2 separate regions of the Homo sapiens genome follow, and region 1 is linked to region 2. The links are chromatin loops, found by intact Hi-C in ENCODE. Cell type or tissue: PC-3. All regions are shown on one strand. Region 1 has its middle 68 kb from the start of EID3. Region 2 has its middle 15 kb from the start of TXNRD1.

Region 1 (8,000 bases), 170 kb before region 2:
TGTAACGCTTAGCACACACCTAAATGGCGTTGAATCGATGGCCTTCAACAACTTGCGCTAGTAAATGGCAGAGCTGGGAGGTGACAGCTTCTGCTTTTCCCGCAGTGCCAGGTGGGACCAGTTGAACACTAAGACCCTTCTCATCTGGCAGCCCCCAAAGCCAAAGCCCAGAATTCCCACTATAATTCACTCAAGCAGAAGGTCCAAAACTTTGGGTGGAAGGAAGGCCCAACAGGAACCTCAGTGGAATTTCTCTCAGTGGCCCCACATGGCTTCTGCCCACCTTGGTGGTGCTGGGGCACTCTGTCTCCCTGGCGCCCTACTTGGGTGGGGCCAAGCCCAGGCCAGCCCCACCCACATCTCCGCCGGGACCTATTTTGGTGTCCCAGTGTGTGGCTGTTGCAAATGAAAGCCTGAACAGTTTGATGCTACAGTTCCAGGAGCAGGCCAGCCCACCACCCCTCACACCCCTCCCTGGGCAGGACACCAGCAGGTCCCACAAAACATCAAGCTGCCTCATTAAGGACAGGGGCTGTCCAGCGGGAGGGGGTGTGAGAATGGGCAAAGGTGTGGTGTCCTCTGTCAGACCACAGGTGGGTGCTGTGGTGGGAGGGGAGTGTGAGGGCAGCAGGGGTGGCCGGAAGGGATACAGGTCTGCAGGGACAATGCGAGGCCTCTTTCCATCTCATCCGACTCCCACAGACCTGGGGGAGTACAAAAATCATCCCTGGGATGTTTACAAAACTTGGGAAAAAAAAAAAAAAAGAAGGAGGAGAAGGTACAGAGTGGGAAATAAAGGCCTGAAAAGGCCTCTGTGGAATCCCTGCTGTTTGCAAAGCTTCACCGACACAGATTCTAGCACCTCTGTTGCTAAAGGCTCTTTGCACTGAGAACTCTTTCTGACATGAGATTGCCTTTGCCAAGAATAATTTTGCCAGCTCTGAGTTGCTACCCACCAGGAGGTGGGGAGATGGAAATTTCCAGAAGCCCCCTATCCAATGGGGCCTTTCACAGCTCACTCAATGGACTCTGGAAAATAGCAAACCACCATCTCATCTGTTTAGAAAATACTGCAGGGGTTTCTTTAAAAGAGTTTAAAACATATTCTAGAATCCACTGTAAAACATTACCAAAGGTGTTTCTTAATTGCTGCTAATTTTACACAGCAATGACTTTATCTCTAAATGGGCCTTTCAATCTTCATCTATGTAGATATACACGTTTACATTCTTTAAATCACAGTATTATTAAATTTCATTTAGCAACATCCCGTAAACCTGTTCTCCTGGTTTGATAGTCCTCTTGTTAATTCTAATAATAGCATGCCATTTCATTGCATTCATATACCACAGATTTCTTAACCAGATTGTACAAAATAATTTTCTACCATTATAAACAATGCTGCAATGAACATCTTTGTGTATATGCTCTTTTCACATATGAGCTGCTTAAATTAATTTTCAGTCATTTGCTAAGCTTATGTTTATTGGGTACCTACTATGTATGTTAGGACCTAGGGGTAAGTGAACAGAACAGATGCAGTCTCTGCCCCACAGTCTAAATGTTCTATATTTTAATAATTTTTGGGTCTTCCTGTGTGAGGCTCAAATATATTTTTTAAAATCCTCTGAGTTTAAAATGGTAGCATTTGCAGCTGAGAAAGTATACACTGAGGGCTGCCAGCTTCAGGAGGAGATGGAACACAGAGTTTCCCGACATTGTTGGAGGTGGGGCTGGTGAACCACACCCCTCTCTTGCCTACTCATGGAGCCTGCCAGGGTCCCAGGGATGGACAGCAAAGTGGCAGCTCATTTTTACAAGAGGTAGGCTGGGGATGAGGCCGGGCGTGGTGGCTCATGCCTGTAATCCCAGCACTTTGGGAGGCCAAGGCGGGCAGATCATGAGGTCAGGAGATCGAGACCATCCTGGCTAACACGGTGAAACCTCATTTCTACTAAAAACTCAAAAAAATTAGCCGGGCATGGTGGCGGGCGCCTGTAGTCCCAGCTACTCGGGAGGCTGAGGCAGGAGAACGGTGTGAACCCGGGAGGCGGAGCTTGCAGTGAGCCGAGACAGCGCCACTGCACTCCAGCCTGGGCGACAGAGTGAGACCCTGTCTCAAAAACAAAAAAAAAAAGAGGTAGGCTGGGGAACGGGAAGCTGGGGACAATGTGCAAGGCTGCCAAGACTGCAGTGCACAAACGAATTTGCCCATCCTTCACAGGGGCTGCTGGGGGACCTCTGCAGACCTCCATCCACCCCCAACCCCAGGGCCTGACCCTCTTCACCCTTGGTGGGAGCTGGCTCCCACAGGGGAGGGATGAGCTGAGCACACTCACTCTTTCTCCTGAGCTCCTTAAATCGGGTAACTCTCTCCTCTCCTGACAGAGGCCGGGATGCTGCTCTCCTCTGGGGGCCCTTCTGCATGGACACATAGATGGAGACCTAAAGCTCATGGGCAAGGTTGGCCAGTCTCTGCTGCTTACAGCTCCCTTCCCCCACCTGACACGCACTCCTAACACTCATCTCCTCTCAAAGCCCAGCCTGGCCCTGCTGGGCTTCCAGGGCCTTGTCAGAGGTCCTTCCGGGCCAGGGAAGTCTTGGTACTGCCCGTGCAGCACCCAGGGGCTGGGAGACGGCTGGAAGTGGCTGGACGGGGAAGGGCAGGATTCTCTCCTCAGCCAGCATCTGCTTCCACCCTGGCGCTGCTGGGACTGCCATTCAGGAAGGTGGTGGATTCCGGGGCAGATGATCAGGAGGCAAATCCCGCTCCCCCAGCTGCAAGCTGATTTTCTGTCACATCATGGTGGCTTCAGCATGGCTGAATTAACTGATTGAATCCTTCCTCTGTGCCAGGCATGGCGCTGGCCTTTTGACATCTTTGCTCTATTGGATCCTCTGAGCAGCTCTAGGGTCCAGGAGCATTCATTGTTTCTCCTTCACACATGAGGGTAGATGACTTCTCCAGGATCACTATGCTAATGGGCAGTGACTGAGTTCAACCCAAAATGTGTCTGACTCCAGAGTTGTAGTTCCCAGCCTTTCTGCTTTGTCGTGTATACAGCACCTGGTAAGCCTTCCCCACCCCCTTCCCTAGTCTCTTTTGCCTTCTTTCCTGAAAATGCATGAATTGCTTTCAAAACCACTTCTTGCATTAACAAAGAGGAAATAAAGAGGTTCTCAAGATGTCTCTGAGACAAGGGGTCCCCAGCCTCTGGGCTGTGGACCGGTACTCATCCGCTCTGTGGCCTGTTAGGAACTGGGCCCCACAGCAGGAAGTGGGGCGAGTCACTGCGGGCAAGTGAGCGAAGCTTCATCTGTATTTACAGCCGCCCCTTATCCCTGGCATCATCGTCTGAGCCCCGCCTCCTGTCAGATCAGTGGTGGCATTAGATTCTCATGGGACCATGAACCTTATCGTGAACTGGGCATGCGAGGGATCTAAGTTGTGTACTGCTTATGAGAATCCAACTAATGTCTGATGATCTGAGGTGGAACAGTTTCATCCCAAAACCATCCTGACCCCCCTCACCCCCCGACCGTGGAAAAAATCGTCCTCCATGAAACCGGTCCCTGATGCCAAAAAGGACTGCTGTCTTAGACCACACAAGACGTTCATAGTCATCGTCAGGAAAAAAGTAGCATCCCTCAACGGCCAGACCTTCCATCTGCTGCTGGTTCACACGTAAGAATCACCAACACTAACACAGCACGTTCTAGAGGCCAGCCCCCGTCCTCGATACCTTACTTACCCAGAGTTAACTTATTTACTAATTAACTTTCCTTACTTCCCTGAGTTAACTTATTTTGTCCTGACAACCACACAAGGGAGGTGCTGCTATTGCCACCCCCATTTTCCAGCTGAGGATGCTGAGGCACAGAGAGGTTAAACAATATGCCTGAGGTTACACAGTAAGTGATTCATCCAGGATGTGAACCCAGGCTAGCTGGTGTTAGAAGCTGCGGGTGTAGCCACATTCCTCTAATTCCTTGTGACAAAGGAAAACAAAGAAGCCCATCCGTTTAGGGAACCAGGATGCTGTCGTGGTTGGCAGTGGTGGTATTTCCGTCAGTCCTTTTGGCATAAATACCTCTAGATTATGTCACAAAACAGCCCCTGGCAACTGTCCCTTATTTCCTAAAAAGGGGTGGCAAGGTGGCAGGTGGGGCTGGCTTACCGAAGCCTTATTCTCCTTCTCAACTAGTAGACTCGCCTTATTCTCAAACCCAAGTTCTTGACCCTTCTTAGCCCCTTTATTGACTCTCCCTGATTCTCAAGTGTCTCCCTGCATAAAACATGCCATTTCCATAATGTGGCCTTTCTTACTTCTGGAGACGTCTCTTCCTCGCAAATATTGACAGAGGCTTTCCCTGCCGCTGAAGTAACACTCGCCCCTACCCAGGCGGCATTCTCTGCTCCCCTGTATACCTTGAAGTGTACCTACAGGGTTGTTCACTGATTTTATTTGCAGGAAGAACTGACAGGCCCCTCGAACTTGGAGCAAACAATGAACAGAACGAGGATTGAAAGAGGTGAGATTTTTAAAGTAAATGCTTTAAAAAGCAAAATGTGTGGTGGCTCATGCCTGTAATCCCAGCACTTTGGGAGGCTGAAGCAGGAGGATCACCTGAGCCCAGGAGTTCAAGACCAGCCTGGGCAATGTGGTGAAACCCTCTCTCTACAAAAAAATACAAAAATTAGCCAGTGTGGTGGTGTGTGCCTGCAGCCCCAGCTACTTAGGAGGCCGAGGTGGGAGGATCACTTGAGCTGAGGAGGCTGAGTCTGCAGTGAGCCTAGATTGCACCACTGCATTTGAGCCTGGATGGCAGAGTGAGATCCTGTCTCAATAAATAAATAAACAAATAAATAAATAAATAAAGGAAATACTTAGACTGCTTAATGATGATTTACTTCAAATCCAAACCTTCCAAATAGGAAAAAAAAAAGAAAAGAAAAGAAAAAGAAAAAAGAAAAAGCAGGCTGCTTTAGGACGATTCACTTTGCTTTCCCTTTTGGCAGCTCTGATATTCTGCATGATGGCTAAATGATAATGAGTCCTTATGACAACTGCTGGGGAGAGACGGACCCTGGATGGGGTGTGGGGCACAGATATGAAACACACATCCATTTTGCCTACCTTCCTTCACTGCCTAGTGGAGTCTCTGCTTTATATGCTGAGATAGACACTCTTCATGTGCTCTATAGATTAGAAAAGCTAAAACTCGGCCAGGCGCAGTGGCTCACGCCTGTAATCCCAGCACTTTGGGAGGCCAAGGCAGGCGGATCACGAGGTCAGGAGATCAAGACCATCCTGGCTAACATGGTGAAACCCCGTCTCTACTAAAAACACAAAAAATTAGCTGGGTGAGGTGGCACACGCCTGTAGTCCCAGCTATTCGGGAGGCTGAGGCAGGGGAATGGCATGAACCCAGGAGGCGGAGCTTGCAGTGAGCTGAGATCACGCCACTGCACTCCAGCTTGGGCAACAGAGTGAGACTCTGTCTCAAAAAAAAAGAAAAGAAAAGCTAAAACTCACTTTGTCAGCTTCCCTTGCAGCTAGGGATGGCCCAGGACAGAGATCTGGCCAATGAGTTAAAAGCAAAAGTGTGTCAGGCAACACCAGGATGGCTGTGTAAAGGGTAGAGAGGCAGTCCTATCTTTCACCCCCTCTTCTTACTGCCTTACTAAATACAGACTTGATGGCTGGAACTACAGCAGCCATTTTGTGACCATGAGGGAAAGAATGAGAAAATTGCAAAGAAGCAGATCCAAAACCTCTGACATTACTGAGATGCTTCTCCAATGTCCACACCCAACTGGCTGCGACTCCTTATGTCAGAAAAATGAACATATATTTGTTTAAGCCCCTGTTAGTGGGTGTTTGTTACTTAAAGCCAGGAACGTGCCTACTTAGGTGTTATTATCTCCATTATTCAGATGAAGAAAGTGAGACCCAAGCCAATGAGTGTCTTGTTGAAGGTCCCATTGTTAACCAACAAAACGTAACTGAAGTTTTTCCATGCTTTGTCCTGGCCTCTCCCCATTATTTCTCAGCTGCCTCCACCAGCCCAGCAGAAATTCCATGCAGCAGAAGAATCTATTGACCATGAATGACTGGTACTTCATTCAAGCAGTTAAGGAGTTTCCCTGGGTCAGTGGTCCAAGTGTCTGTGTGCAGTTGGCTCCCTCAATGTTCATATGTTACTCAGTTGGGCCTTTGTCATTGAAAGCGAAGAGGACATTGTCTTGGCTGTCAGAAGCTTTGGGACTGTTCTTTAAGTCTGGCTTAAGTAATAATCAGTGACCTTTCCCTTCTCAGCTTAGAGGTATGGTTGAGATCAGTCATTGGCACCCCCAGGTCCTGACCACCATCTTACTATACAGTGGCAGGGAAAAGGACAACTGGACATTTACTGTGTCCAAAAGGGATGTAATGACCTTGCCCTCCTTCTGCCTGTGTAAATGCTTGTGTGGACTCATCCCTTACAGGCCGACCCAGCAAGACTTCTCCATTAACTCCCTTCTGCATGCTGGGCAGGGTGGTTTTCTGGATTCTTATCCCCAGTTCCCCAGTTCCCAACCTCCAGCCCTGGGCTATGGTGATTTTCCTGTTAAAATATTCTTAAGTCCTCTGTACCGTATGTTGCCTCACTCATCACAATTGTAATGAAATCATGATTTATGCACCATTGTTTGTTTAAGGTTTGTTTCTCCTATTAGGCTGGAAGCCCAGGTGGGGCTTGGAAGTAGAAGACCTTCAGTGATGGTCTTTGGATAAATAAATGCAGGGATAACTGGGTGGTTTCAGTGGCTCTTTCTTCTTCCTGCTAATCCCCCAATCTCCGCATCTCACTCCAGAAGCTGGCATGTTCTCCCGGCATCTGGCATTTTTTCCTCCTTTTCTGACTTAGCTTTTGTTTTGGACCTTGAGATATGCATAGAGGTAAATAATAATAATAACAATTAGCATTTTCAAGTTCTTAGTATGGCCAAGCACTGTGCTAAGTGCTTTGTAAGTATGATCTCATCTAATCTACATACCCACTCTCTAAAGCAGATGCTACTATTATTTTCATTTTATGGAGGATTCGGGGCACAGTGAAGCTCAGTCTTTTTTTTCAAGGTCACACAGCTAGTAAGTGGCAGATCCAGGATTCAACCTGGACTCCGGGCTGCATGCTCCCCTAAATGCTCTCACTGTCCAACAGACGTGGCCCTGATCATTTTGGATCGTCCAGCCAGGTTGAGGAGAAAGTTGTTACTCAAATAATCCCACTGTATTAGGCAGGGTTCCCCAGAGAAACAGGAGATAGATGATAGATGACAGGTAAATAGATAGATAGATGATGATAGATAGATAGACAGATAGGCAGATAGATGATAGATAGATAGATATATAGATGATAGATAGGAGATTTACTATGGGAATTGGCTCAGATGGTTATGGAAGCTGAGACGTCCCACCATCTTCCACCTGCCAGCTGGAGAGCCAGGAAAGCTGGTGGTGTAATTCAGGCCAAGTCTGAGAGCTTCAGAACCAGGGAAGCCCATGGCAAGTGGGCAGGGGAGGTCACTGGTGTAAGTCCAGAGCCTGAAGTTCTACGAATCAGGAGCTCCAATGTCCAAGGTAGGACAAGATGATGGATATCCCAGGCCCCAAAGAGAGAACAAATTCGCCCTTCCTCCACCTTTTTCTTCTATTCAGGCCCTCAACAGATGGGATGGTGCCTCCTGCATTGGTGAGGGTGGATCTTCACCCAGATTAATTCAAATGCTAATGTCTTGGTAAAGGAATTTAAGAGATGAAAAAAGAAAAAATGCTAATCTCCTCCAGAAACACCCTCACAGACACACCCAGGCATCATGTTTTATCAGCTACCTCGGCATCCCTGAGCCCAGTCAGGCTGACACCTAAAATTAACCATCACACCCACCATGATCAGCACTGTGAAGAAAAATTCTGAGGGACACTGGCTTTGATCACCAAATCCTCTGTGAC
Region 2 (8,000 bases):
CTGGCCAACATGGTGAAACCCGGTTTCTACTAAAAATACAAAAAGTAGTCAGGAATGGTGGTGGGCACCTGTAGTCCCAGCTACTCAGGAGGCTGAGACAGGAGAATTGCTTGAACCCGAGAGGCAGAGGTTGCAGTGAGCCAAGATCATACCATTTTACACTCCAGCCTGGGCACCAGAGCAAGACTCTGTCTCAAAAAAAAAAAAAAAAAAAAGCAAAACTATAAATTGCTTTCAATTTTTTCTGAGTCCCACAGTGTTGAGAAATCCTACACATTAGTCCCTGTAAAGAAACTTCATCTAGTTTATAATTTTCTTAGGGCCTGGCTTTGTCTTCCAATACAAGAACAATTTTCTCTGCCATTTTAATTTTTTCCCCCCAGTGACTAAGAGTTGGTTAAACACACGGTTACTACTGGTTCTTGCCTAAAGAATAGTGGGTTTTTAAAAAAAGTAATACATACATAATTTTTTCCCCCAAAATATACAAAAGAGGCCGAGCGTGGTGGCTCACGCCTGTAATCCCAACACTTTGGGAGGCCGAGGCATGCAGATCACTTCGAGACCAGCTTGGCCAACATGGTGAAACCCCGTCTCTACTAAAAATACAAAAATTAGCTGGGCATGCTGGCACATGCCTGTAATCACACTACTTGGGAGGCTGGGGCATGAGTATCACTTGAACCCCAGAGGCGGAGGCTGCAGTAAGCCAAGATTGTGCCACTGCACTCCAGCCTGGGCAACAGAGCAAGACTCTGTCAAACACACACACACACACACGAGTTTACACTAAAAAATCTCTCTCTTCCACCTTACCCCATGCCCCAAATTCCTCTACCTGGAGGCAACTACTGTTAGCATGTTCTTATGGATCTTTCTAGAGAGAATCTTTACATTTACAATCAGAAGACAGCTTTAAGATGAAAATTAGGATGCTTTTCTTGTGTCATGCAAATGAGGATTTAGTTTCAATGATATAACAAATCAGTCAGCTTCTAGGGGTGAAAATCAGATTAGCCTAAAAAAACACTGAGGATTAAGAATGACTAAAGGACAACCAGCTTGGGGACAAATTTGATTTTTATTTTATTAAAATGGGCTTTCCACTCTGAGTTTCTGGAGCTAGGTGTCCTATGGAAAGATACTCCTGTGACTGGATTCTATATTAAAAACAATATTGTCTGCTATCTGAAAAACAGTCCTGAGAAATCTTTATCTACACAGCAATAAAAGGAAAAAGATGGGACATAAGAGTGTTCACAATTTAATGATGCTCTTACAAAGAAAGCAATTTAAGAAATGAATCAACTCAATCGAGGAATAAGTTGACTCTAGAATTTTCAATGTGGTATTTAAATTTGATTCATCTAATGAAGAACATGGTGTGCACCGAGTGAGAACAAATCTAATTCCATACAATAGCATGTATTTTACCTTCGGTTGACTCTAGAATCCATTTATTTAGCAGATATTTATTGAGCATTTACGATGTCCCATGCCTCCCTCATGCCAGGGATGGGGAAAAGGAGTCAAGCAACTATACAATTATTATTCCTGCTTCACTCTTTATCTGTTTTTCCAGCCATTTTGTATTTATTATTTCACATGTGTCTCCCAGAAACCCCATGAGGTCCAGAGAGGTGAAATGACTTGCCTAAAGACATGCAGAGGACACATGGCAGAGTGGGAACTTTTTTTTTTTTTTTGAGTCAGAGTCCCACTCTTGCCCAGGCTGGAGCATAATGGTGAGATCCAGCTTACTCCAACCTCCGCCTTCCTGGTTCAAGTAATTCTCCAGCCTCAGCCTCCTGAGTAGCTGGGATTACAGGCATGCACCACCACCCCTGTCTAATTTTTGTATTTTTAGTAGAGACAGTGTTTTACCATATTGGTCAGGCTGGTCTTGAACTCCTGACCTCGTGATCCACCCGCTTCAGCCTCCTGAGGTGCTGGGATTACAGGCGTGAGCCACCGCACCCTGGCCCATGCATGTTTATAGCAGCATAATTTGCAATTGCAAAAACATTTCAACCAGCCCAAATGCCCATCAATCAATGAGTGGATAAAGAAAATTACACACACACACACACACACACACACACACACACACACACACCCCCATGGAATATTACTCAGCCATAAAAAGGAATGAAATAATGGCATTCACCTGGATGGAGCTGGAGACCATTATTCTAAGTGAAGTCACTCAGGAATGGAAAACCAAACATCATATGTTCTCACTTATAAGTGGGAGCTAAGCTATGAGGACACAAAGGCAATCGACTTTGGAGACTTGGAGAAAGGGTGGGAGTGGGGTGAGGGATAAAAGACTATATATTGGCTACAGCGCACACTGCTCAACTGTTGGATGCACCAAAATCTCAGAAATCACCACTGAAGAACTTATCCATGTAACCAAACACTACCTGTTTCCCAAAAACCTATTAAAAGAAAGAAAAGATTATCACCACAGATATCCCAGAACTCAAAACTGAAGCTGTGATAATCCCTGGAGCCACAGAGAAGTGAAAAACTGTGAGCAGAAGGTAGGAGAAACAGATTTCTTTCTCTGTGATGCCCATTTCTGCAAACAGCCAGGCACCATGTGGAAAAGTTATCCTGGACTCAAGGCTTCTACACTGGGAAAACTGAGATTTCAGTGGACACTCTGCTTCCCCATTATCTTGGATTCCTATGCACAAAAGCCATTCCTGCCTCAATCCAGGGGAAGCATTGCAAGTGCCTATAGAGAGAAGGACCCTTGAGGGCAGTTGGGGACACAGTGAAACCCAGTGTGTGAAACGGGGGCTGGTCTCCATTCAGACAAAGCAGATACTGAATCAGAGACGTATTTCAGGAGCATGATGCTGTAGGAGGTGTGAGCCATAGGTCCTCTGGGCATGAACCCCTAGCCAGCCTCCCCAGACAGCTGGGGCATTCTCTTTGGGACCCTCCCCCTGAATTCAGGACAGGCAGCACTTCAAACTTTCATGAGAACTGCAGCAAATCTAGGCTTATGGTGCCATCTAGTGCCAAAAAGGAGGCAGTGATCTAGGGCTAAGGGAATCAACAGGCAGCCTGCACAAAACCTCTAAAAACACGTATGCTAGAAACACTAACCTAGACAGCAAAATAAACAATCCATCATTGGAAAGACCTAGACATATATGCATAAAAACAACAGCAAACAGGGAACCATGACCTCCCAAATGGATGAAGCAAGAAGTAACCAGTGATTAACCCCAATAAGATGGCAATATGTGAACTTTCAGATCAGAAATTCAAAATAGCAACCTTGAGAAAACTCAGCAAACTCCAAGATAACACAGAGGAACAATTTGAATTTTTTTTTTTTTTTTTTTGAGACAGAGTCTCACTCTGTTGCCCAGGCTGGAGTGCAGTGGTGCCGTCTCAGCTCACTGCAACCTCTGCCTCCTGGGTTCAATTGATTCTCTTGCCTCAGCCTCCTGAGTAGCTGGGACTACAGGCGCGTGCCACCACGCCTGGCTAATTTTTTTGTATTTTTAGTAGAGACGGGGTTTTGCCATGTTGATCAGGCTGGTCTCGATCTCCTGACCTCGTGATCCACCCACCTTGGCCTCCCAAAGTGCTGGGATTACAGACGTGAGCCACCGTGCCTGGCCCACAATTTAGAAATTTATCAGAGAAATTTAAGAAAGAGATTTAAATAATAAAAACAAATCAAACAGAAATCCTGGAACTGAGACACACATTTGCTGAACTGAAAAATGCACCGGAGTCTCAACAGCAGAATCGATCATGAAGAAGAAAAAAATAAATGAGCTTTAAAAATACGCAATCAGAGGAGAAAAAAAATTAAAAAGATAAAGAACAACTACAGGATCTAGAAAATAACCTCAAAAGAGCAAATCTAAGTGTCATTGGTTTTCAAGAGGGAGTTGAGAAAGAGCAAGACATAGAAAGCTCCCACAAAATAATAACAGAAAACTTTCCAAACTTAGTGAAAAATATAAATACCCATATACAGGAAGGCCAAAGATCAACAAACATATTCAACCCAAATAAGACTGCTCCAAGGCATATAATAATCAAACTTTCAAAAGTCATGGACAAAAAGTGGATCCAAAAAGTAGCAAGAGAAAGAAGCAAATAACATACACATAAAGGAGCTTCAATTTATCTGGCAACAGACTTCTCAGCAAAGACCATACCAGCCAGGAGAGAGTGAGATGACATACACAAAGTGCTGAAGGAGGAAAAAAAACCAAAAAACGAAAAAACCCCTGCCAACTGAGAATGTGATACCCAGCAAAACTATCCTTCAAACACGAAGGAAAGATAAAGACTTTTTTAGGCAAACAGAAGCTCAGGAAATTCATCACCACCAGACCTGTCTTACAAGAAATGCTAAAAGGAGTCCTTCCATCTGAGAGAAAAGGATCCTAACATGCAACAAGAAAATCATCTGAAGGTATTATGTTGGTGCAAAAGTAATCACAGTTTTTGCCATTAATTTTTTTTTTTTTTTTTTTTTGGATAGAGTCTCACTGTGTCACCCATGCTGGAGAGCAATCTCAGCTCACTGCAACCTCCGCCTCCTGGGTTCAAGCAATTATCCTGCCTCAGCCTCCCGAGTAGTTGGGATTACAGGTGACTGCCACTATGCCTGGTTAATTTTTGTATTTTTAGTAAAGATGGGGTTTCACCATGTTAGTCAGGCTGGTCTTGAACTCCTGACTTCAGGTGATCCGCCTGCCTCAGCCTCCCAAAGTGCTGGGATTACAGGTGTGAGCCACCATGCCCAGCCATTACTTTCAATGGCCAAAACTGCAATTAATTTTGCACAAAGCTAATATAAAATTCACTGGTAAAATTCAGTATGCAGACAAATTTAGAATATTGTAATACTGTAATTGTGGTATATAAATCACTCATAGCTCTAGTATGAAGACTGAAAGACAAATATTACACAAATAACTATAATAATTTATTAGGAGATAGGAAATATAAAAAGATATAAATTGAGACAACAAAAAGTCAGAATGTGGAGAGGAGAATTGGAGTTTGAGTTTAAAACTTTTCAAGTTTTTTTTCTGTATGTGTGTGTAACAGGGTCTCAGTTTATCACCCAGGCTGGAGTGTAGTGGCATGATCTCGGCTCACTGCAGCCTCGACCCCCTGGGCTCAAGTAATCCTCCCATCTCAGCCCCCTGAGTAGCTGGGACTACAAGCATACACCACCACACCCGGCTAATTTTTGTGTGTGTGTGTGTGTGGAGATGCCATGTTACCCAGGCTGGTCTTGAGCTCCTGAGCTTAAGTGATCTGCCCACCTTGCCCTCCCAAAGTACTGGGATTAAAGATTTGAGCCACTACACCTGGCCTTAAAGTACTTTTGTTTGTTTGTTTTCTTTTCTTTTTTCTTTAAACTTTTTCTTTTTATTTATTTATTTTTTTGATGGAGTCTTGCTCTGTTGCTAGGCTGGAGTGCAGTGGCGCGATCTCGGCTCACTGCAACCTCCAACTCCTGGGTTCAAGCGATTCTCCTGCCTCAGCCTCCTGAGTAGCTGGGACTACTGGTGCATGCCACCATGCGCAGCTAATTTTTGTATTTTTAGTAGAGACGGGGTTTCACCATGTTGGCCAGGCTGGTCTCGATCTCTTGACCTCGTGATCTGCCTTCCTCGGCCTCCCAAAGTGCTGGGATTACAGGCGTGAGCCCCCACGCCTGGCCTTCTTTTTGATTTTTCAGGTACATAGTAGGTATATATATTTATAGACATACATTAGATGCTCTGATATAGGCATGCAATATATAATATCTCAGCATGGAAAATGGGGTATCCATAGCTTCAAGCATTTATCCTTTATGTTACAAACTATCCAGTTAAACTCTCTTAGTTATTTTAAAATATACAATCAAGTTATTATTGACTATAGTCGTCCTATTGTGCTACCAAATAGTAGGTCTTATTTATTCTTTCTATTTTTTTAAACCCATTAACAATCCCCACCTCCCCATCTTTTCATTTTGATCAAAGTTAAGTTGTCATCTGTTCAAAGTAACTTGTTATATGTATTAGATGTTTTGGTAAGCCTCATGGTAACCCAACGTATAAATCTATAATAAATACATTAAAAATAAAAAGCAAAGAATTAAAACATACTACTAGAGAAAATCACCTAACCACAAAGGAAGACAGTAAGAACGAAAGACGGGAGTTACAAAACAACCAGAAAACAAGTAATAAAATGGCAGCAGCAAGTTCTTACCTATCAATAGTCACACTGAATGCAAAACTGGACTAAATTCTTCAATTAAAAGGCATAGAGTGGCTGAATAGATTTTTTTTAAGAAAACAAGACTATCTGCTACCTACAATAACTAATTTTGTCAGGCTTGGTGTGGCAAACCTGTAGTATTATCCACTTGTGACGCTGAGGTGGGATGATTGCTTGAGCCCAGGAGTTTGAGACCTGGGAAACATAGGAAGACTTCATTTCAAATAAAAAGAAAGAAAGAAAAAAAAAAGAGAGAGAGATGGAAAGAAGGAAGGAAGTAAAGAAGGAAGGGAGGGAGGAAGCAAGGAAGGAAGGGAGGAAGGAAGGAAGGAAGACTTTACCTGTAAAGACAAAATAGACTGGAAGTGAAGGCATGCAAACAGATATTACATGCAAATGAAAATCAAAAAGGAGCAAGAGTCAGCCTACTTATATCTGATAAAATAGACTTCAAGACTAAAACTATTTAAAAAGACAAAAAAGTCGTTATATAATGATAAAGGGGTCAATTTAGCAGGAGGATATAATAACTGTAAATACGTATGTACCCAACATTGGAGGAGCAAAATATATAAAGCAAATATTAATAGAACTAAAGGGAGAGATAGACTGCAATACAATGAGTAAGGGATTTCAACATCCCAGTTCCAGTAGTTAACAGATTATCGAGGCAGAAAATGAGCCAAGAAACACTGGAGTTAAACCAAACTCTAGACCAAATGTCCCTAACTGATGTTTAGAGAGCACTGTATCCAACTCTTGCAGAATACACTTTTTTTTTCATTAACACATGGAACATTCTGCAGGGCAGATCATATGTTGGATCACAAAACAAGTCTCAACAAATTCAAAAGTATAAAAATCATATCAAGGATCTTTTCTGACCAAAATGAATAAAACTAGAAGTCAATAACAAGAGGCACATTGGAAACTGCATAAGTGCATGGAAATTAAACAATATGCTCCTAAACAACCAACAGGTCAATGAAGAAATTAAGAATGACATTTTAAAATTTATTGAAAATAATGAAAATGGAAACACAACATACCAAAACCTATGGGATACAGCATAAACAGTGCTAAGAGAAAAGTTTATAGCAATAAATGCTTTGTCAAAAAAATAAAAAGACTTCAAATAAATAACCTAATGTTGAAACTCAAAGAACTGAAAAAGCAAGGACCAACCAAACCCAAAATAAGTAGAAGGAAAAAAAAAAGATTGGAGCCAAAATAAATGAAATTGAGACTAAAAAACTATTTGAAAGATTAAATAAACGAAAGATTGTTTTTTAAAAAACATAAACACAATTGACAAACCTTTAACTAGACTATGAAAAAGAGAGAAGGCCCAAATAAATAAAATCAGAAATGAAAAAAAGACATTACGACAGATATCACAGAAATACAAAGGATTATTAGAGACTATGATGAACAACTATACACCAACAAATTGCAAAATCTAGAAGAAATGAATAAATTACTGGACACATACAACTTAGCCAGATTGAACCATGAAGAAATAGAAAGCCTGAACAGACCAATAACAAGCAATAATATCAAGCAGAAACCGCTCAGGACTGGATGGCTTTATTGCTGAATTATACCAAACATTTAAAGAAAAACTAACATCGGTTCTCTCAAACTACTTCAAAAAATGTAAGAGGAGGAAATACTTCCAAACTCATTCTATAAGGCTAGTGTTACCTTGATACCAAAACCAGACAAGAACACAACAA

The links. Peaks named below come from ENCODE experiments on the same cell type or tissue, not always from the same donor. Only the 100,000 strongest peaks of a DNase experiment are listed, where the experiment ranks them.
Region 1: it touches region 2 in a loop (5-fold over the local background); 13 of 110 quality-filtered maps call a loop at or near these places.

Annotation. Positions count from the first base shown.
Region 1 is chr12:104,367,559-104,375,558 of GRCh38, reverse strand. No RefSeq gene overlaps it. Among named protein-coding and RNA genes, the nearest start is that of EID3, 68 kb to the right of the region's middle. RefSeq lists enhancers at 1-444, 2,007-2,762, 2,763-3,520, 3,521-4,277, 7,562-8,000. In PC-3, no CTCF peak of the experiment used is centred here; DNase peaks (open chromatin) are centred at 1,278 and 4,018; H3K4me3 peaks cover 615 bases; H3K27ac peaks cover 3,492 bases.
Region 2 is chr12:104,196,416-104,204,415 of GRCh38, reverse strand. No RefSeq gene overlaps it. Among named protein-coding and RNA genes, the nearest start is that of TXNRD1, 15 kb to the left of the region's middle. RefSeq lists a silencer at 2,931-3,225. In PC-3, CTCF peaks have their summits at 2,815 and 3,020 (motif pointing left); a DNase peak (open chromatin) is centred at 3,035; H3K27ac peaks cover 396 bases.